Regions from separate parts of the Mus musculus genome. Here all the other regions are linked to region 1. A link is a loop called in an ENCODE intact Hi-C map of the cell type or tissue named here. Cell type or tissue: left cerebral cortex. All regions are shown on one strand. Region 1 holds the start of Uqcrc1 (ubiquinol-cytochrome c reductase core protein 1). Region 2 holds the start of Pfkfb4 (6-phosphofructo-2-kinase/fructose-2,6-biphosphatase 4). Region 3 has its middle 15 kb from the start of Gm24259. Region 4 holds the start of Trex1 (three prime repair exonuclease 1).

The links. A loop is a pair of places that touch in the nucleus more often than their neighbours do. Peaks named below come from ENCODE experiments on the same cell type or tissue, not always from the same donor. Only the 100,000 strongest peaks of a DNase experiment are listed, where the experiment ranks them.
Region 2: it touches region 1 in a loop (4-fold over the local background); 7 of 42 quality-filtered maps call a loop at or near these places.
Region 3: it touches region 1 in a loop (3-fold over the local background); 7 of 42 quality-filtered maps call a loop at or near these places.
Region 4: a loop joins it to region 1, with 4 times the contacts of the local background. A loop is called at or near these places in 6 of 42 quality-filtered maps.

What each region holds. Positions count from the first base shown.
Region 1 is chr9:108,933,726-108,938,725 of GRCm38, forward strand. Uqcrc1 (ubiquinol-cytochrome c reductase core protein 1) reads left to right here and starts at 2,923. Exons shown (of 13, transcript NM_025407.2): 1 at 2,923-3,062; 2 at 3,291-3,431. The coding sequence starts at 2,994. In left cerebral cortex, a CTCF peak has its summit at 2,891 (motif pointing right); DNase peaks (open chromatin) are centred at 407, 2,945 and 3,432; H3K4me3 peaks cover 1,229 bases; H3K27ac peaks cover 835 bases.
Region 2 is chr9:108,987,158-108,992,157 of GRCm38, forward strand. Ucn2 (urocortin 2) reads left to right here. Exons shown (of 1, transcript NM_145077.1): 1 at 1-7. Pfkfb4 (6-phosphofructo-2-kinase/fructose-2,6-biphosphatase 4) reads left to right here and starts at 4,745. Exons shown (of 14, transcript NM_173019.5): 1 at 4,745-4,955. The coding sequence starts at 4,859. In left cerebral cortex, no CTCF peak of the experiment used is centred here; DNase peaks (open chromatin) are centred at 3,028, 3,579 and 4,603; H3K4me3 peaks cover 907 bases; H3K27ac peaks cover 2,202 bases.
Region 3 is chr9:108,751,152-108,756,151 of GRCm38, forward strand. No RefSeq gene overlaps it. Among named protein-coding and RNA genes, the nearest start is that of Gm24259, 15 kb to the left of the region's middle. In left cerebral cortex, a CTCF peak has its summit at 2,330 (motif pointing right); DNase peaks (open chromatin) are centred at 1,620, 2,387 and 3,401; H3K27ac peaks cover 281 bases.
Region 4 is chr9:109,057,485-109,062,484 of GRCm38, forward strand. It overlaps Shisa5 (shisa family member 5), which reads left to right. Exons shown (of 6, transcript NM_025858.3): 6 at 1-308. It overlaps Trex1 (three prime repair exonuclease 1), which reads right to left and starts at 1,767. Exons shown (of 2, transcript NM_001012236.1): 1 at 1,705-1,767; 2 at 448-1,444. The coding sequence starts at 1,437. The coding sequence ends at 493. It overlaps Atrip (ATR interacting protein), which reads right to left. Exons shown (of 13, transcript NM_172774.3): 9 at 4,048-4,184; 10 at 3,626-3,717; 11 at 3,145-3,225; 12 at 2,779-3,028; 13 at 2,263-2,424. The coding sequence ends at 2,357. Atrip-trex1 (Atrip-Trex1 readthrough) reads right to left here. Exons shown (of 14, transcript NR_153412.1): 9 at 4,048-4,184; 10 at 3,626-3,717; 11 at 3,145-3,225; 12 at 2,779-3,028; 13 at 1,705-2,424; 14 at 449-1,444. In left cerebral cortex, CTCF peaks have their summits at 2,343 (motif pointing left) and 2,545; DNase peaks (open chromatin) are centred at 242, 1,162, 1,821, 2,308 and 1 more place; H3K4me3 peaks cover 1,041 bases; H3K27ac peaks cover 2,699 bases.

The DNA of each region.
Region 1 (5,000 bases):
CACACTGAATTACAAACCAGTGAAGCCTAAGACAGGCAAATGTAATGTACTGTCCTGAGTTAGAAAAAGGACACTAGGTTAAAACAACAACAACAACAACAACTCAAGGAAATCCGTGCAAACTATGGACTTTAGTTAATAACTAACTAATAATGGCCTGCTAATAGTAATAGGTGAGCTGTACGAAGGTACGATGTCGGTAAAGGGAGCGGCTTGCTAATGCTCTCGAAGAGCATGAGGAACGTCTATACCATCTGCTCACAGTTCCTTAAGAATAAAGCTGCTCTAAAAATGGCTCCGTAGCAAAGGCGCTTTCTGTACAAACCAGGTGACCCGAATTTGACGCCTGGAATCTATGCAAAGGTGGAAGGAGAGAACAGAGACCCCAGTGTTGTTCTTTGAACTTTGAACACATGTGGGGACATCCCCCACACATGCATATATCATGTGCGCACACACAAGTAATAGATAAAAATAATCTTAAACTAAAAATCATGTTTTCAGAAAGCTGAAAGAGAGCTAACAGTGTGACTAAGTTGGTAGCATTTGCCTAGTGTTTGTGAGAACCTGGTTTTACTGCTCAGCACCACAGAAAGCAGCTGGTGGTCCTTACCTATGATCCTATTACCTGGGAGGGGGAGGTAGAAGGATCAGAAGTTCAGGTTATCCAAGGCTTCAAAGTGAATTTGAGGCCAGCTTGGGCTACACATGACCCAGTCTCTCCAAGAAAAGGAAGCAGGTAAGTTAGGTTTGTTTTTTGTTTTTTCCTTTGTGTGCCTGCGACAGGCCTTCACTATAGATCCCTGGCTCACTGTGCAGACCAGGCTAGCCTGGAATGCTGCACAAGGCTTAGTTACCTCTGCCTCCTGAGCACTGGGATTAAAGGCGCTTACTACCTTATCCAGCAGCAAAGAAGATTTTATTTCACTTTATTTTCCTCTCTAAATCGTACTTTTGGTCCACAAAATGTTAATCAATACACACAAAGGATCTTTTATCTGATTTCAGATAGTTTTTTTTTTATTATTGATAATTTTTCTCACTGTGCTTGAAATTAGCATTTTCTTAATGTTTAACTTCAAAGAGTTTTTGCCATTTTGAAAATTTTAAAATATACTTAATGGTAAAATAATTTCTCTCCTACAAACACTGATAATTTTTTTTAAGTAAACTGGTTGTTAGACAATGTACACAGATATATAATGCATTTTAAATACTCTCTCACTATGTCAGGTGGTATCATATAAGGGCTTTTGAACACACATACACACACACACACACATATATATGTTTTTATTTTTATTAGATATTTTCTTTATTTACACTTCAAATATTATACCCTTTCCTAGTTTCCCGTCTGAAAACCCCCTATCCACTCCCCGCTCCCCCTGCTTCTCAACCCACCCACTCCTGCTTCCTGGCCCTGGCATTCCCCTATACTGGGGCATAGAACCGTCACAGGACCAAGGGCCTCTCCTCCCATTGATGTCCGACTAGGCCATTCTCTGCTATATATGCAGCTAGAGCCATGAGTCCCACCATGTGGTTTCTTTGATTGGTGATTTAGTCCCAGGAAGCTCTGGGGAGTACTGGCTAGTTCATATAATTGTTTCTCCTATGGGGCTGCAAACCCCTTCAGCTCCTTGGGTCCTTTCTCCAGCTCCTTCATTGGGGACCCTGTGCTTCGCATCCAATAGATGGCTGTGAGCATCCACTTCTGTATTTGTCAAGCACTGGGAGAGCCTTTCAGGAGACAGCGTTATCAGGCTCCTGCCAGCAAGCTCTTGTTGGCATCCGCAATCGTGTCTGGGTTTGGTGGTTGTTTATGGGATGGATCCCCAGGTGGGGCAGTCTCTGGATGGTCATTCCTTTAGTCTCTACTCCAAACTTTGTCCCTGTAACTCATTTTTTATTGTTTTGTTTTGTTGAAACAGGGTTTCTCTGTGTAGCCCTGGCTGTCCTGGAACTCACTTTGTAGACCAGGCTGGCCTCGAACTCATGAATATATTTCTTAATGATTAATTTTTAATATTTTATGCTCTTTTACTATGCTTAACTCCCAAAGAATATTTTGCATGTTTTGAAACAATTTAGTATTCAACATTAGATATAGGATCCTCAGTTATGGATAGTATTAAATATTCATTAATGATATTTTAGGGTATGAAAGGATATGAATATAAAAGTTGAAAAAAATTTATGGATTATTTGATTCTCAAAGTACTCAACATTATTAATATGTTTGATGTATAAAATGCATTTAAATAATAAAAAATTAAGAAAAAAAGTAAACAAAAAGTTTTGAAATAATCACAAAATAGAAAAAACTTTTTTGCTTAGTTATTTTATTCCAAACAAGGAGCCCTATTCCACAAATTACCTCTACATTGTTCCTCTTTTCATACACACGTTTTTTTTCTTACGTTTTGGAGACACTGTCTTACACAACCCAGGGTAGTTTTGAACTCCTTACACAAGAGAGGAGGATGTCCTTGAACTCCTGATTCTTCTGTGTCTCCATTTCCCAAGTGCTATATATTTGGCAATATATTATTAAACGTCTTTCAAGTCAACCATTTAAGCATATTTTATTCTTTTAAACTAACTTTAGTGGACACCTTCTTGCACAGACAGGCAAGTGCTTTAGCCCTTGGGCTCAATTGTGCCTAGCCACTGCCCTCCAGGTTTCAGAGCTGCTGCTGGCGTACAATGCATCTCCCACAGTTGCATACCGCCTCCCTCAGGTGGAAGAAGGTGATGAATAGAACCTGTCTCAGATGGGACCAGATGAAGGGCCCCTCCCTCGCAGGTTGATAAATGTCCCGAAGATCCTAGAGGCACACGGACCAAATGACTACATGCGATCAATTCTTGCTAACGTACTTGCTGCCCAACAGGGGGCGACTGAGCACCAAGTCTTCCTTACAGCGCTTGCGCCTCAGACTCCGCTCTGCGCATGCGCAGCGCGGCTCTACACTGACGGAAGTTAGAAGATGGCGGCGTCCGCAGTCTGCCGAGCGGCCTGCTCCGGGACGCAAGTGCTACTTCGCACCCGCCGCTCGGTGAGGTGGCAGTGAGACGTTGGGCTGCAGGGCCCAGGGCTTTCGTACACAGATGAGGAGCAGGCTGTCTCAGCAGTGGCGGGTCGGAGTGGGGAGGTCGCGGGGGTCAGGGCCGTGGGAAGGTCATGGCGGAGGGCGGGGATGGTTATCTGCTCTGGCTTGGGTTTGAGAGCCGAGGTCCCAGAGGCTTGGCGAGCAGTTCTTGCAATGGTCGCCTTCTCCCTTTAGCCGGCCCTGCTGAGGTTACCTGCCTTGCGGGGTACCGCAACCTTCGCCCAGGCCCTCCAGAGCGTGCCGGAGACCCAGGTCAGCATCTTGGACAACGGGCTGCGTGTGGCCTCGGAGCAGTCCTCGCATGCTACCTGCACGGTAAGTGTGCGCCAGTCCTCTAGGTGAGGCCCGCCGTGTTGTCCCAGGTTGGGATGTGACCTTGGGCTCCAGTCTTACATGTTTTGGGTGGAGACTGGCTTACTGCCGGGGCTTATCCCTGTACCTGACTTCAACCCTGCCTTAACCCGGCAGCCAACATTATGGTGCTTGCCAAAGACGGGGCCGAATTCTCTCCTCCAGCTTTTCGTTCTACCTCCCCGAGAGAAGAGATTATTCTCTTGCCACGAAAAAGAATGAGATTTCACAGACTTTAGGTTATTTACAGAAAGACATCCAGGTCTGTTAGACTCACCACCTAGGCTATGTAATTTGTAGACGTAGCCAGGAATACACTTCAAGAAATGCCTCTGAAGGACGGGGAAGATGGCCCAGTGGGTAAAGAGCTTGGTACTCAAACATGGGTATCTGAATTTGGAGTCCTCAGTGTTGTGATTTAGGTCTAACACCAATACTCTGAGGGGTGGAGACTAGTGTGTCTAAGCCGGTCTTACTTTTACCTACACGAGTGGCTTACATGTGTGTATGTGCACCATGTCTGTACATAATGCCCTTGGAGGTTGGAAAAGGATATTAGAACCCCCAGAGGGCTGGTGAGATGGCTCAGTGGGTAAGAGCACCCGACTGCTCTTCCGAAGGTCCGGAGTTCAAATCCCAGCAACCACATGGTGGCTCACAACCACCCGTAATGAGATCTGATGCCCTCTTCTGGTGCGTCTGAAGACAGCTACAGTGTACTTACATATAATAAATAAATAAATAAATAAACAAATCTAAAAAAAAAAAAACAGAACTGGAGTTACAGGTGGTTGTGAGCCACCGTGAGGGTGCTGGGAATTGAACCTGGGTCCTGTGGAAGAGCGGTTCCTAACCCTACACAGTCTCACCATCCCACGTACACATACGTAAAAATAAAAATTTTTTTTCTCCTTTTTTTTTTTTTTTTTTTTCTTTTTTAAGATAGGGTTTCTCTGTGTCGTCCTGGCTGTCCTGGAGCTCACTCTGTAGAGCAGGCAGGCCTCGAACTCGGAGATCCATCTGCCTCTGCTCCCCAAGTGCTGGGAAGAAAGGCATGAGCCTCCAATGCCTAGCTCAGAAGTAAGGATTCTTAAAACAAAAAACAAAAGATTTAGAGTAATCAGAAAAAGCACCCAGTTTCCTCTGCCCTCCGCAGATATTTGTGTGGTGGAGTGTGCACACGCATGTATGTGTGGCACTTGCACACACGAAAGAAATGCCTCTGAAAGACTGGGAAATGTAACTTGGGTGGAGCCTTTGCCTACTGAGTGGAAAGCCATGAGCTTTATAGCACTGAAGGAAGACAAAGAGTACCTTTGAAGATTACAGTGAATTGGATGCTCTTTGGTTAGGAGGGCTGGCCGCTCTTGCACAGGACCAGATTTCAGTTCCCAGCACCTTTATTGGGCAACTTCTAACCACCTGTAACTCCAGCTCCAGGAGATCTGACACTTTCTTCTGGCTTCTCTGGGTACCTGTGTACGCTGGTACACAGAAACACAAATACTTTATTTAAAATTGCAAATTGGCCAG
Region 2 (5,000 bases), 53 kb after region 1:
TAAATTTAAAAAAGAGAGAGAGAGAGAGAGTCTCACAATGGGATCCTTGCATGTCCTAGAACTTGCTAATAGCAATCCTTCTGCATCAGACTCCTGGGTGTTCGTGTTACAAGCATGCGTCATCACATATGATGACGTGCTTGTTTTGTGCTCTGTGAGGTAGCATCCTTCTTAGATGTGGTTCTCAGAAATGTCTCCAGGCACTGGCATAGGTGACTACACGAGAATGTGGGAAACCTGACCCTGGTGGTTTTGCTAGTGTGTGTGTGTGTGTGTGTGTGTGTGTGTGTGTGTGTGTGTGTGTGCATGCTGAGTCTCTGCCTGCTATAAATCTCTGATAGCTGTGGGGGAGGGGGATGGAAGAAGAGGGTGTTTGACTCCCAAATCTACACATAGCACACAGGGAAGCACTGACTAGCCACGCCTCAGCAGCCTGCTAGGTGCGCAGGCATCCATGGCTCGGGATGGAGGGAGTGGAGACTCCTGAGGACCCCAACCCAAGCCAACTCTTTGCTTTCCTTGATGAATTGTCCTAAGCAGAGTGATGCCACCAAGCATCTTGGAGCACTGAGTGATACCATGTACATGAAAGTTGTGGCTGCAGAGGTACTCAATAAATGTCAGGTGACTGAAGGGTAGGGTGCACCCGAATCACCCAGGCAGTGACACATGAGGGCTGAGTCACACCTGGCTTCCTTGCCCTTCCACTCACCTTCCCGCCCTCCCCTCTGACCTGCTCACTGTGGAAAGAGTAGGCTTCTCCATCGCAGTGTTGGGCTGGTGCTGAAACTCACTTTCTGGGGAGTGTGAGCCTATTGGCCTGTGGTTGAGGCAGGGACTCCCAGTGGTGTAGACAACTCAAGAAGAAGAAGAAAAGACCGGACTGGACCCTGAGAGGTATGGGCTGCTCTGACTGGCAAAAGCACTACTGGGCTAATGGCCTGGGAGTGCAGAGTGCAGCTGCTTGCCTGGATGGGGGGGCCTGGCAACCTCACAGAGCAAAGCAGCCCTGGGAGGGCGGGTCTAGGACTGTTGGAGAGGCAGGGGCGGGGCCGGTTTTCTGAGCCAGCGTTGTGGGGTGGAGGGGTGCAGGGGCGGGATTTCCTTACCCTTCCTCAGCCCCGTTGGGGGGCGGGGACCGAGGGAGGGGGCGGCGGCCCTGGCTAGTTCGGTTGCAGGATGGACAGATGGACATTAGGAGGCACCTCTCCAACCGACCCTTGGCGGGAGAGCCACGGCCAGGGTAGGCATTGGGTAGCATGGGGAGGGTGGGAATTGGGGAAAGACTGACTTGGGTGTAGTAAAGATGGTGTTGGACAGAGCATAAGGGTGTTGGGGGTCTCTCAGAATACTCTGAGAGGGCATCAATCTATCAGTGACCTGAAGGGGAGGGAAAACTAGGACCTTGTAGGGAATAGGGGCCTACCAAGGTGGGATGTCTATAAATAGTGTCTTCCTTTAGCCAAGGAAGAGAGCCAGCCAGCTGGAGCTGCCTGAGGCAATCCCCACTATGTCCCTTGCTGGTCTCTGAGGGGTCTTGTTCATCATGGTCACCCAGTTTGGGAAGTTTTTTGCTTTTGTTTTTGTTTTATATAGATCTGCCTTGGCCTTTAAGCCTATATTTCTAGGGCACCCACTGTGTGTTCTCTGCTGGTCTTGAGCTTCTTTACACACCTACTGTGTCCATTTTCTTTCTCATAAGCCTCTCTCTGAGCTGTTTCTATGCACCTTTGCTAGCTTTGAATCACTTGGAGCATTTACTGTGTGCTCTGTGCCAGGCTGGATCAGGGTTCCCAGGCTGCCACTCACACAGCTGCCTACCCCTAAACCAGAGCCCCTCACTGTGAACCCTGGGCCCAGAGGGTGCTGGGGACAGCTCTTGGAAATAGCCACAGGAAGCTGGTCTTCCTGGGAACTGCCTCCACCCAGCGAAGCAGCGTCTGGTCAGGGAATGAAGAGGAAGAGAAGGAGAGGCCAGCAGACCCTGGACAGCATTGTGTTCATGTGCATATGCCTGGGTCCAGGACTAATCAATATCTGCGTTTCTGTGTGTGAGCATGTTCACGAGCATTTGTGTGGCAGGGCTAAGGCCCCTGGGTCTTTGTGTTGTAAATGGTGGCTTAGTAGTACAGTCAGGACTAGGCAGAAGATACAGAGTGGGAAGGGTTTGACCCTTGAGGACTGAGGGTGGAGGACTTTGATCATATGTCTCCTACTAAGAGGTCCAGTGGTCAATACATACCCAGAGAGCCAGTCAGGGCCGGACCAGTTCATGGCAGAGAAGGTCTGAGCTAGCCAAGTTCATATCTGAGTAAACACTAGCATCCCAACACCGCCTGTGCATGGGACAAGGGTAATTGGTACACTTTGAGATGCTCTCAAGAGGGAGAAGCCATGAGCTCTCTGAACATGAGACAGAAAATTGAGATGTGGCAGGCGAAGCTCTGAAGGCTGGGAGATGAGCCTGTGGGCTGGCTCTGTTATCTTGACTCCTCCCTGGTCCCATTCTCTGTTCCTTACCGAAGAAGAAATGAGGTCATGGGAAGGGAGCCGGGAAGTGGGCCCTCGGAACTGATGTTGACCTATGGTCTGTGGATAGATGGACTTGAGAGGGTGTGTCTGGGTCGGCTGGGGGTGAGCTCAGAGGAGTGGGAGGTAGAGAGCTACATTTCCTGAAACCAGGTTCAGACTGGGTGTGGAGATGGCTCTGCCCTGGCTACCAGCTCTTGAGTAACAGCCGGGAGTTCTGGGGAAGAGGATGAGACACTGATGGGGTGCTGGGTACCCATGTGTATCTAAGGTGGCAGCCTTATGAGGACTGACCATGAGGTTTCTATGGCTGACTGTGGTCCCAAGATGACCTAGGCCATGGCCAGGACATAGGCAGGGACAGAAGGAGTAGCTTCAGAAAAGGAGTTCACAAGAGGAACCCTGTGGGTGTGCTCCAAGCTGCTCATTTCCCTCTGGGAATGGAGGGAGGATTCTGCAACTGGCAAGGAGGTAAGAGGAAATGAATCTCTGCCCAGAGCAGGGTAGTTCCCAAAATAGCCGGCCAGAGCTGGTACCAGGGAGGCCCCAAATGGGCTTCTGAATTTTATTTCCTGGTGCAGTGGTTAAGATATCTTGGTCACAGTCCTTCTGTCTATGCCAAACTCTGGAGAGTTGGTTTGAGACTTGATGAACTGACCCAAAGCAGAGACGTGAAAGGAAGGGATGTGGGCCAATTGTGAACGGGGTCAGCCTTGTTTTTCATGTCCCTAGCTTCTGGCTGGGCATATGTGAGGCAGGAAACCTGCCAGGGGTTTGGTGGAGGGCATCACTAGAGGGTAGTGAGATCGAGATTCAAACCCTGTTGCTGGGGCCTGCACAGAAAATATACAGTTTGGAGAGGCGGGGCTGAGCAGAAAGAAGAGGCCTGAGCTTTCTGGAGACTGGTGGGGGTCAAACGCAGAAGAGTGACTTCCGAACACCACCCCTCACTGGCCTCTAAGGGGTCATGTTCACTGGGGGTCGCCCAGCTGGAGAATTCGTTCATATGGTACCACTTTAGCCCTTAAGCCTGAGCTGCCAGCCCTGGCCCTGGGCCCTTGTCCCAGTACATTTTCAAAGGCAGAGAGGGAGGTAATATAATGAATGAGAACGCCCACATGTTTTTAAACAGATTTCTGAGGCTGACACATTTAATCTGTACCACAGTCTTGTAAAATTGATGACGTCTGCATCTCATTTTCCTGATGAAGAGACAGAAGCTCGTTAAAAAAAAAATTCATTATTAAAACACTAATTGGGGCTGGGGTTAGCTTACTTAGCATACACAAAGCCTTAGGTTCTCTAGGTTCGATTCCCTGCATAAACTCTGTGGAAACACTGGAGCTTGGAAGGTGAAAGCAAGATGAGCAGAAGTTCAAGGTTATCCTCAGCTACACATTAAGTTCCAGGACAGCCTGGCAACATGAAACCAGCCCTTCTTCTCCCCCCCAAAAGAAAGAAAAACCAAACAGCAATAAAATTATAATTGGTAAAATATAAATCCTGGGAAGAAAATCAGAATACTGCTTAGTGAGACCCCAAACAGCTTGTTCATATATTTCAGAGATTTAGCCTAAATTCCCCAGCAGCCAGGCCAAAACATGGTCGATTTTGAGATGTATTCTGTGTTTATGTCCCTAAGAGAAGGGAACTTTTTCTGTGTGGTTGAACAAGTTGTTCTTGTGGACCCGGGAAGTTTCAAGGCTAAAAGCAACCGAGGAGGAACGAAGAAGGTCCAGGAGGGCGCAGCGGTGGTTGACTTCCAGGGCAGCAAGTCAGTCATTAGAGCCATTCAGGGACAAGTGCCACGCTGGTCCAGACTATCCGGCTCTGAGGATCACGCAGGCCTGCTCAGCTTCTCCGTACCCTTCTCAGTAGGCGACTGTGAGGTCACATTTCTCAAGGGAGTAAGAGGCCACACAAGCTTTGGGGCAGGGCTGCAGCACCCTGGGCGGGACCATGAGTGGGGCCTATGCATATAAGAACAATCTGGTTGAGTACAGTAAACTTCACATCCGGGGCGGGGTCTGCATAATCCGGGTGTCAAAGGTAGCTAGTATTGAGCATGCGCGTTATCAACTCTGGTTTGACGGATGGGGCGTGCTTAGTCCAAAAGAAGCTATAGTAAAATTGGGCATGCGTAGTCGTAGGCCAGTGCCTCTTTAGTTTGGGTGGAGCCTATTAGTTCTGGGGCGGGCCTGCGAGAAGATTGACAAGAGTTGGAGCCGCTAGAGGGTGGGCGGGGCCGGAGGGGCGGGACCTCGGGTGGCCCGAGGTGGCCCGGTTGCTGGGTGAGTAGCAGCGCAGTCCGATTCATCCCAGCCCAGGGATGGCGTCTCCACGGGAACTGACCCAGAATCCCCTGAAGAAGATCTGGATGCCGTACAGCAATGGCAGGCCCGCTCTGCACGCCAGCCAGCGTGGTGGTAAGACCGGGGTCCTAAAGGAGAGAGAGAAGGTGAACCCTGATG
Region 3 (5,000 bases), 180 kb before region 1:
AACAGCATGGCATATTGCTGTAGGTAAGATCAAGGGGACCTAGCGTACCCCTTCCCAAAAGATACCAGTGATAGAAACCATCTCCTGTCTGCCGGGATGTCACTCCTTTGTGTTACTATAGCTGAACACGTAAGCATGGTAGCCCACTGTCCTTTGTCTTTCCTAGAGAGCAAAGGAAGCTCACTGGATGGTACCCTCACTAGATAGAGATGCCTGACTATAGAAATGTGCCAAGTGATAGGGACATGAATTACCTACCTAGGTCCCAAGAATCTGATAGCTGGTCCTCTAAAAGCCAAATTGGCCATGCCTCAAGTCTTTAAAAACTGAATGTTTTCTTTTCTGTGGTTGGGGGTGGGGTGGTGTCTGTGTCTCAGTATCATGTCCAAGGTCTTAGTCCTGAAGAGGGCATGTTACATGAAGATTGCTTTTTGTGTATAATGAACCAAGAGGCTAAACATTTATTCTGTCAAATTTGACTTACTCAGGAATCTTAATGACAATAAAATCTTATAACAATAAAATTAGTGCCTTTAATCTCAGCACTTGTTCCAGGACAGCCAGGGCTACACAGAGAAACCCTGTCTTGAAAAACTCAAATAAATAGATAGATAGATAGATAGATAGATAGATAGATAGATAGATAGATAGATAGATGATAGATAGATGCTTGTTATAACACAGAAGGAAATAGGGGCTATTTCGCAAGGCATCATGACAAGTGTAATTTTGGTCCTTTGGAGTTGGTGGGGTTTTTGTTGTTTGTTCCCTTGATTTTCGAGAAGGGGCCTTAGGCTGTAGCCCCTGCTGGGCCTAAACTTGTAACAGTCCTGCCTCAGCCTCCTGGGATCTAGGCATGAGCTGCTCGCTCCCTGCGTCCAGAGGTAAATGGAAAGTTTTGCTGTATCTGTTATCTGTAAAGACAGGTTTGCCTCGTTACAGATTATGGCAGATGGCACACAGCTTCCTTACTGGTTTTGAAAGTGTGGATCCGAGTGTTAGGAACATAAAGGATATCTAATCCTGAATTTGGATGACAATTGCCAAGTTCTGAATTGAAATGTCATATGTTAGATGTGATGTTGTTCGTGGCTTTATTGGACAGATCCTGATGGCCAATTGTGAGTGTCCTTGACACTTTAAGCCAAGGGTTTCAACAGTAATAGTACTGTGGTCCACCAGGGGGTCCTAGAGCCTTTTACCATTGCTGATGGAGTTCATTGCTTGTATTTTTGGACTCCTGTGGACGGCAGCCATGGCTTCCACTTTAAGGTGTCTACTGTCTTAGGCTATGAAGCTAGCTAGCTCCCCCCCCCCACCCTTTTTAAGGTTTTGAGTTTTTTTGAGAAGGTCTTGTGTGTGTGTGTGTGTGTGTGTGTGTGTGTGTGTGTGTGTGTGTGTGTAGCCCTAGTTGTCCTAAAACTTACTCTGTAGAGCAGGCTGGCCCTGAACTCAAAGATCTGCCTGCCTCTGTGCTGGGATTAAAGCCATGGCACTATCGCAGGCCTTTTGCCTCTTAAGTGGTTTAAACACTTAGGCACACAGCGCCTCCTCCTTCTCCCTCCTTTCATGTGATGCCTCTCAGAAGAAGCAAAAGAGAAGACTGGATTGGTAAGAGACACAGACTCCTCAGGAATTCTCGTCCTCGTTTCACATCACTTGAAACTGAAAGACCCACAACGTGAGGACTCCCCCACGTTCTGACTCAGGAGAGGCGACACCCCAAAATCACCCACAAGAAACGGGTCTTGCTGCAAATTGCAAGAGGATTTTTATTCAAGAGCGCTCTCGGGCCCATGGTCATACACCACGCAGGGGTAGAGGACCGTGGCGCCCCGAGTAGCTGGGTAAGGGGGTATTTAAAGGAAGAAACCGAAACTCAAGGAAGTGGGGAGGGCGTTGTTGGAAGATACCAAAGATACCAGTTAAGAGTCACAAGGAAGTGTAAAGTTACAAGAGTCACAAGGAATACCTGGTAATTGTTAACTCTCAAGACAGCTTCTAAGAGCCCCTAACAATAGCACATTTGCATTGCAGGTTCTGGGTGACTTTCTTTGAATGAGCACTCTTTGAACCCAGGAAGCGGGTGGGTCGCTATCTCTTTTATGATTAGCATACCTTTACAAAGGCCACATTCCCAAGCCTGGGCCTAAAGGCCTAGAATTCTGTTTTTACGTTGTTGTACTTTCAAAACTTGACAACGGTTGGCCAGAGATGCGCTTTTGGCCGAAGTTGCTTTCTGTTCAGACAGGTGGCCAAGAATCAAGTTTTCTTGTGGGTGTCCATTTTGTGTGACCTTGAGCTGCAGCTCTGCAGTTTTCCACTTCGGTCAGCAGGGGGCAGGCTATCCCTGACTCCCTTTGGGCTCTTGGCCTTCTATCCTAGAACTGCAGCCAATCCCAAGTGAGAAACTCAATCTCATCCAAGTCTCAAGTCTCCATCAGCCTCCAAATCTCAGCTCAGATCCCAAATGAGAGACAGTTCCCCAGGCAACCACAGCCTCGAGCAGAGCACAGTGGGAAAACGTGTCCCTCAGACCTTGGCGTTTAGGTCACCATCCCAAGCTCCTGGCGGACGCTGCCCAAAGGACAAAAGGGAATTCTGATCTGGGCCTCAGATTGCCCCTCTGGGAAACCACATACTTACCAGAGGGTAGCTATCCGTTCTGCCCTAGCTTGTTTTGTTTTGTTTTGGTTTGGTTTTGGTTTTGGTTTTCGAGACAGGGTTTCTCTGTAGCCCTGGCTGTCCTGGAACTCACTTTGTAGACCAGGCTGGCCTCGAACTCAGAAATCCGCCTGCCTCTGCCTCCCAAGTGCTGGGATTAAAGGCGTGTGCCACCACACCCGGCCTGCCCTAGCTTTGCCTAGACCCTTGCCCTATCAGCTGGTGACTTTAGTAAAGGTTAGTTAGGGTCCAGGGGCTGGTTTGTTTGCTCCTTGTGCTCTGCTCAAGACTGGAATGTTCTGGATCATAGCAAAACCAGCCCCCACTGCCTGATACAGAGTGGACCTTCTAATAGTTAACCAAACAAGCTAGTTTTACTAAATAGAAGGCCAGGCTCAGGGTCAGCAAGAGAACTCAATGGGTAAAGGTTGTCAAACCTAACAAGCTGAATTTAGTTCTCTGCAAGAATTTATTCCTGCAAATTGTCCTCCGACCTTCACTCCCCATCCCTCTGTGTGTGTGTGTGTGTGTGTGTGTGTGTGTGTCATTAACTCATATATCTCTCCCATCCATTCCTATACAAAATTTAAAACCTTAAAAATGTATTTAAAAAAACAACAACGCAAAGGCCTGGCACACAGTGTGAAGGCAGGGGCGCATTGAGAGTGTGGGTGGAATTGGGGCTCACAGACTGGGCATCCATCCAGCACAATGGGAATCTTTCAGCTGGCCCCTCAGGGCTGTGTGCTGCCTGGAAGCACTGGGGACATTGGGGACATTGGGGACACAGTGTGCATGTCTAAGATGTGCTGGGAACCGCCTCCACCCTGGCCCTGTGGAACACTTTTCTTGGTAATTTTCCTGTTTTGTTCTGGGAGAATATCCTAGCGATGATTTACAGCAGCCAGCTCCCTTCCTGAATGACCCATGATCTGTAGCTGTGGAGAGGGATGGGCTCAGAGGAGACACGAATATCACTTCCAGCCCCAGTGAGGACACTGTGTCTCTAGCCTTGAGTTGTGTGTCTGATGCCAGGTACCAGAGACCCAGGGCAGACTTTACACCATGAGGACTGGGAGGAAAGGCACAAATTTAGGAGCATAAAGGGAAGGGGATTCTGATAAATGACAGGTCCCAAGTCAATATTACCTCCTTCCAGGCTCAGATACTAGCAAAGAGGGGTGCTTCTTAAGTCCCCAGATACAGCCAGAAAAGGGCAGAGAGCAGCAGCCTAACACACCAGCCCAGAGACCAGATTTGATCTCACCAGACTCTGAAGATCTCCTTCAGTATCTGCTAGCCATCCTTCTCCAGGGTCCTGAAGGCCACGCGTAACATCTTGTACCCCTACCATGATGCCGCTAATGACCTTATCATGTTTGCAGGGGCAGAAACCAAGCCATGTGCTGCCAGTGTCAGAATCCTCTGTATCTGCTAACGATCCTATAGCTCCTGCTCCAAGACTCGGCCTCCTTCTTGACACCATCCTGGAGACTTGCTTGTGAGTGCCACGCCATTACCCCTGTCACCTCTCACTCTTTCCACACCCTATCCATGCCTCCCCAAAGACTTTTAGTGACAACCAGTGTGTGTGCCAGCTGAGCGATGCGCATCTCTCCGGTTTCCTTCCCCATCCCGATCACTCTCCTCTTGAGCAGCTGCAATAGACAGAAGCCGCAGGGGTCTGGGATCTCCCTTCTCCTTCCCCAAGAACAGGGATGGCTTGGAGTTTTATCGCCACCAGGCTGCAGGGCCATCTTAGACATAGGTGCTCCTCGGTTCTGTCCCCTACTCTCTGTCAACAGCAGCCGCAGTCCACAGTGGTCCCATTAACCCCACTGCTCTCTCACTCTTGGCCTTCATTCTGGCTCCTAGCCCCAGTTTTAGTCATTCTTCAGGTCACTGGGTAGGGTGAGTGGTGCAGGCTATCAGTGTCTATACAACTATCGTTTGTATCTACATATCTTTTTGAATGGGATGCCATGTCACCCTGGGGGTGGCCTTGAAATCACAATTGTCCAACCATGGCCTTCTGAGCCTGCTGCTCCCTTCTAACTCATCCTCCTCCATCTGCTCTTCTTTTCTTCTTCCTCCCACCCCCCCCCCACCGCCTCCTGTTGAGATGGAGACTTGGCTATGCAACTCTGCCTGGTTTGGAACTCACTATGTAGACCAGGCTGGCTGTCCCCAAACTCACAGAGATCCACCTCCACCTGCCTCTGTCTCCTGAGTGCTGGAGTTAAAGGTTAAAGGCATGGCACTACAATCTCTCTCTCCCCCTCCCCCCTCCCTCTCCTACTCCCACTCCCCCTCCCCCTTTCCCCCTCTTCCCTTCT
Region 4 (5,000 bases), 120 kb after region 1:
AATACCTGACTCCTGTACCACAGTCCAGTTTGTCCCAGTAGCAGGGACACCAAGGCCAATGGGTTATCTGGACCAAAGGTGGGGTGGAGGGCCTAGGTGGTATCTCCGGCCCAGATGTGAATACCTCCATATTCCCTGTTGGTTCCTGTTTCACTGGCTGTTTTAGCTTTGTGTTGATTGGTGTTTCTGAGCATTCAGACTCCGCACCCTCATTTCTAATAAATGCAACATTGGACCCGCTTCCCCTTTCTTCAGCGCCTAGGCAGCTGGCCTTGGCTCTACACCAAAAACTATTTCTGTCTACTTCTTGAACTTGTTTCTTCCCTCTGTTAATTAGCCTAACAGGTTTGATTGTCCTGCTAAGAGAGCAGGAGAGAGGGACTGTACCTCATCCCTAGGGCCTGAGCATGGCCAGAGGCCCAGGCTGAGAAGCAGAGGCGGCAAGCAGTCAGTGCTATGGAAGTCTTTATTCATCATATTTCCCCTCTTGACTTACTGCCCAGGTGAGGCCAGGAAGAGTCCATACAGAGTGGCTATTGCCAAGGTCAGGAGGGTCAGCAGGCTCAGTGGGGCCAGCAGCCCCTCCTGTGATGGGGCTTCTGGGACCTTCTCTGGAGGAGGACTCTTAGGTCGCCTGCTCCTGCCATTGCTGGGACTTCCATTGGCTGTGGCCAGGGGTGTAGTAGCTGTGGCAGCATGTGGCCTTAGGTTGGTTGTTCCAGTGGTAGCCGGAGTGCCGTACATGGGCTTGACGGTGCTAAAGGGCCGGGCATGTTCGTCCACCCACTGCAGTAGGGCCTGTGGCTTCCACTGACAGATGCTGAGCAGGGTTAGAACATCACCTTCAGCAGTATGTGAGTCTGTCGGTGCTTGCCAGTACAGGCGGGTGTAGATGCTGCCCAGGCTGTAGCTTTTCCTCGAACCATTCCCTGAGGGGCTGCTAGCTTGTTCCAAGGCCTTTAGGGCAGCGATGCTGTCCACACAGAAGGTACCATCTAGGGGACTGGGAGTGCTCAGCCTAGCAAGCTCTGTCTGGAGCAGAGGAAAGTCATAGCGGTCACCGTTGTGTGCCACAAGGCAGCAAGGCTGTGGCTGGCGCTGCAGGAAGGCTCGGAGCAGGATGGCCAGGTTGTCATCGAAGCGTTGACGCCCCTGTACTTCCAGCTCAGCTTTGCTCAGACCTGTGATCTCACTGGCCCCAGGGCTACAGGCTTTCCCTGGAGCAATGCACAGAGAGAGCTTGTCCACCACACGGGGCGGTCTGGGCACTGGAGGTGGATGTCCCTGAGAAATGGAAGTGTTCTCCAGAGCACGTCTGTGGACAGCCAGCAGGCACAGCTCTGTGACTTCGGGCCGAGACGAAGGCAGGCCAGTGGCTTCCAGGTCTAAGAAGATGAGGGTCTGCATGTGACCATGGGGCAGGGTCTGTGAGCCCATGCTGAACCTGGGGAGGAGATGGGGTAATGAGTAGCAGCAGGAAGGTCTCAAGTGGGCTGAGGTGGGGTGCAGAAAGGCAGCTCAGCCCTTCCCTTCAGCAGGTACTATCCAGGGCCACTAGAAGCTGGAGGGCAGGGTTGTTCTAGTGGGATGGATCCACTACTTATTTGCCTTTTGAGGGAGGCCCTTCCCCTAGTGCTGACTACCTTCAGGGTGAGGGAACCCTATTCTCTTCTGCCTTACCCCATACCCTTACTCCACACTTACCGAGAAGCAGGCAGCAAGGCACTCCGCTGGGTCTGCTGCTGGCAGCAGTGTGGCTGAGGAAGTAAAACTGCCTGGGTCCACCCATAGGCCTGCCTCCTGAACAGGGCCCGCCCTGCTGTTAGCCTGCCAGGCCTGGCCCTCGTGCTGACGCTCCTCCCTCCCTCCCCAAGCACCCCAAAGGCCTTCCTAGATCCATATCTGTGATCCTGCTGGCTGGTAAAATGGACTACTGCCCCAACACTGACAACTCAAACTGGGTTGTCTCTAGGATTCAAATGTGCCCGTGAGCCTCTGCCTTTTCTTGTCTTTCCCCCAGTCCTTGATCCAGGCCTTCCTAAAAAGGGCTGCCTCCTTGGCCACAAACGTACCCCTGCCCCCACCACGGCCCCCGCCCAAAGCTATGACTCAGGGTAATTCCCGAAGAGGGGCAGGGTTTTTCCTCAGGGCAGATCAGTTACCATGGGGGCCATCTCAACTCCAGCAGGAGTCATCTCATCAATTCTTGGTCTGCCCTGTCCCTCCCTCTCAGCCACACAAATCGGACTCAGGAAACAAAGCTTGTGTTCTCAGCAGGAAGTGCAGTTTTAATCAGTGGATATGGCAAAGACGGCGGTGGGAGCTGGCGCCACCTTGTGGCTGGATGCTCAGGCCCTCAGTTACAGTCCATCTCAGAGTCTTCCAAATCAGTCTCCGCAGCACAGAGGTCATCCAGGGCAGCCTCTGAGCCAAAAGGAAGAGGGGTCTGAGGTTAACTCGACAGCGTGGGGGCTTGGAGGCCCCCATGCTCCCTAGCGTCACAGGAACCAACCAGTCCCTTCTATGCACAGGCTTTGCTCCCTCAGCGACTGTGAGCAAAAGTGACACAAAGGCAATTCGGACAGATCTTTGTGGAAAACCATGGCTCAGCGAGGCCAATTCAATAGACACCATCAAATGGGAACCTGTCATACTCAAAGACCCAGAGCAGGAAGGTAATACCCATGTGCCAGGAATGGCTCTGGAGGCAAGGGGAGACTCATGGAAAGGAGTCTGACAGAGGCACACGAAGGCTAGGACAGTGTCGTGCTAGCTTACCTTCACAGTCAGTCACATCAGGAAGGGCTCGAATCAGCATGCTGACCCCTGGCATCACCTGGTCGTACTGATGCAGGACCTCGACACAGTGCACAGTGAAGAGCTTGTCCTTCTGAGATAGGCTATGCAGCAGCAGCACAGTGTCCCGCAGACAGCGTATCGTCTGCTTCTGCTGGTGGGTCCTTGGACCTCCTGCCCGCCGCACCGTCAGCCATTGCCTGTGCAACATCACAGTGAGCGCTCTGACTGCCTAGGGTGAGAGGGCACAGCCTGAGGTCCAGAGACTTACTCACCTCACCACTTCAAGATCAACAGGATTGCTCTTAACTAACTGAGCATCCATGATGCTGGTCTCTGGCCACTCACCTCTACATTGCAGTGACAGTCAGAACCAATGCCAGCGGGGGCAGGGCTCTGTACACTCAGCTTGGCCAAGAGCCATACTACCTGGAACAAGAAGAGATAGTACCCATCCCATGTAGAACAGACGGTTGTCACAGGGCTTTGGCGGGCATTTCTAAGGTGCTCTAGCTACGTCTACAACTGCTTGCCTGCACAAGTGGGGTACAAGTAGTGGTAGTCTCAGGCTTTCAGACTTGAATCTCACCAACAGCTTACTGCTTCCAGGACCAGGATCGGGGCCCCCAAAGCCCAGGCAGCTCTGCTGAGCACCACTATAACCCAGGATGTGCTTGTATTGAATCCCTGTGAGGAACCCCTACATTTTACCCGTTGCTGTTTGACAAACTGGCAAAAAAGGAATTGTAGCTCCCACTTTCCCACAAGGGAAGGAGACTCTGGGCTCTCGGGGGGTGGGAGTGAAGGGTGAGCAGTGTCTGAGTCTTACCTCTTGTTCCAGCTGAAGCCACTGTGTCTCTGAGGCCGTTCTGTCAGGCCTTGATGTGATGTACATGTACAGCCTCAGGAGAAGGCAGCCTTCTGAAAAGGATGCAGGCCTCACTCAGGGACCCCCTTTTCTTTTCTTTTTTAAATTTTTGGTTTTTCGAGACAGGGTTTCTCTTTATAGCCCTGGCTGTCCTGGAACTCACTCTGTAGACCAGGCTGGCCTTGAACTCAGAAATCCACCTGCCTCTGCCTCCTGAGTGCTGGGATTAAAGGAGTGCGCCACCACGCCCAGCTTATGGGACCCCCTTTTCATTGTAGTCTGGGGTACAAGTACAGAAGCCCTTGAGGGGCTCTGAACCTGTACTGCCCCCAGGCCCTCCCTCCCCACTATAGGACAGTTGAGACTGTCCTGCCCTGCTTTACCTGGGTGGGAGCATAGCTGCCATGCTAGGCTGTCATGGTCCAGCAGCACAGAGAGCAGCTCAACAGCCAGGAGCACACAGGGCAGCGGCAGCGCTGAGCCGAGGCACTGTGGCAACACCGGGAACACACAGGAGAACCTAAAGAATGAGCACAGTTATGACACTCTCCAAAAGGACACTTACTGTAGTGAGCCATGGCTTCCAAAGCTGCTGGCCTGACTCTAGTCTACTGGCTTCAAGCCTGTCACAAATAAACAGGTCTAAACTTTAGTATAAGAATGCTGTGACTTGGGCTGGAGAGATGGCTCAGTGGGTAAGAGCACCCGACTGCTCTTCCAAAGGTCCAGAGTTCAAATCCCAGCAACCACATGGTGGCTCACAACCATCTGTAATGAGATCTGACTCCCTCTTCTGGAGTGTCTGAAGATAGCTACAGTGTATTTACATATAATAAATAAATAAATTAAAAAAAAAAAAAAAAGAATGCTGTGACTTAAACATGGCAGGCCTTAATCGGGGTGAGTATGGTGTGGCGTGTGTGTTTTGTGGTACATATATATAATCTCAGCAGAGGCAGGACCTACCACACAGAGCTGGAGATGAACCCGGCCTATATGCAACCAAGTAAGTCGCACTACCATATCAAAACCCCTCTTTTGCCCTAAAAAAAACAAAAAACAAAACAAAACAAACAAAAAAAAAAAACCCAAACCCAGGCCCTTATGTGGACCTTTATCAAGTAAATGGGATGGGACTCCCTGGATGGGGTTCCTTCCTATGTCTGCCATCACACAGTGACACTGGTGCATACCTTCAGCACGAGAAATATTCCTCAACTAATAGCAGAGCCCTGGCTAGGGCTCTAACAGAAACAAGCGTGTGCATGGCTACAGCTGTCTCACAAGGTCATAGAGCAAGGCAAAGGAAGCGGTTTTCTCCACTTGCTGGAAAACA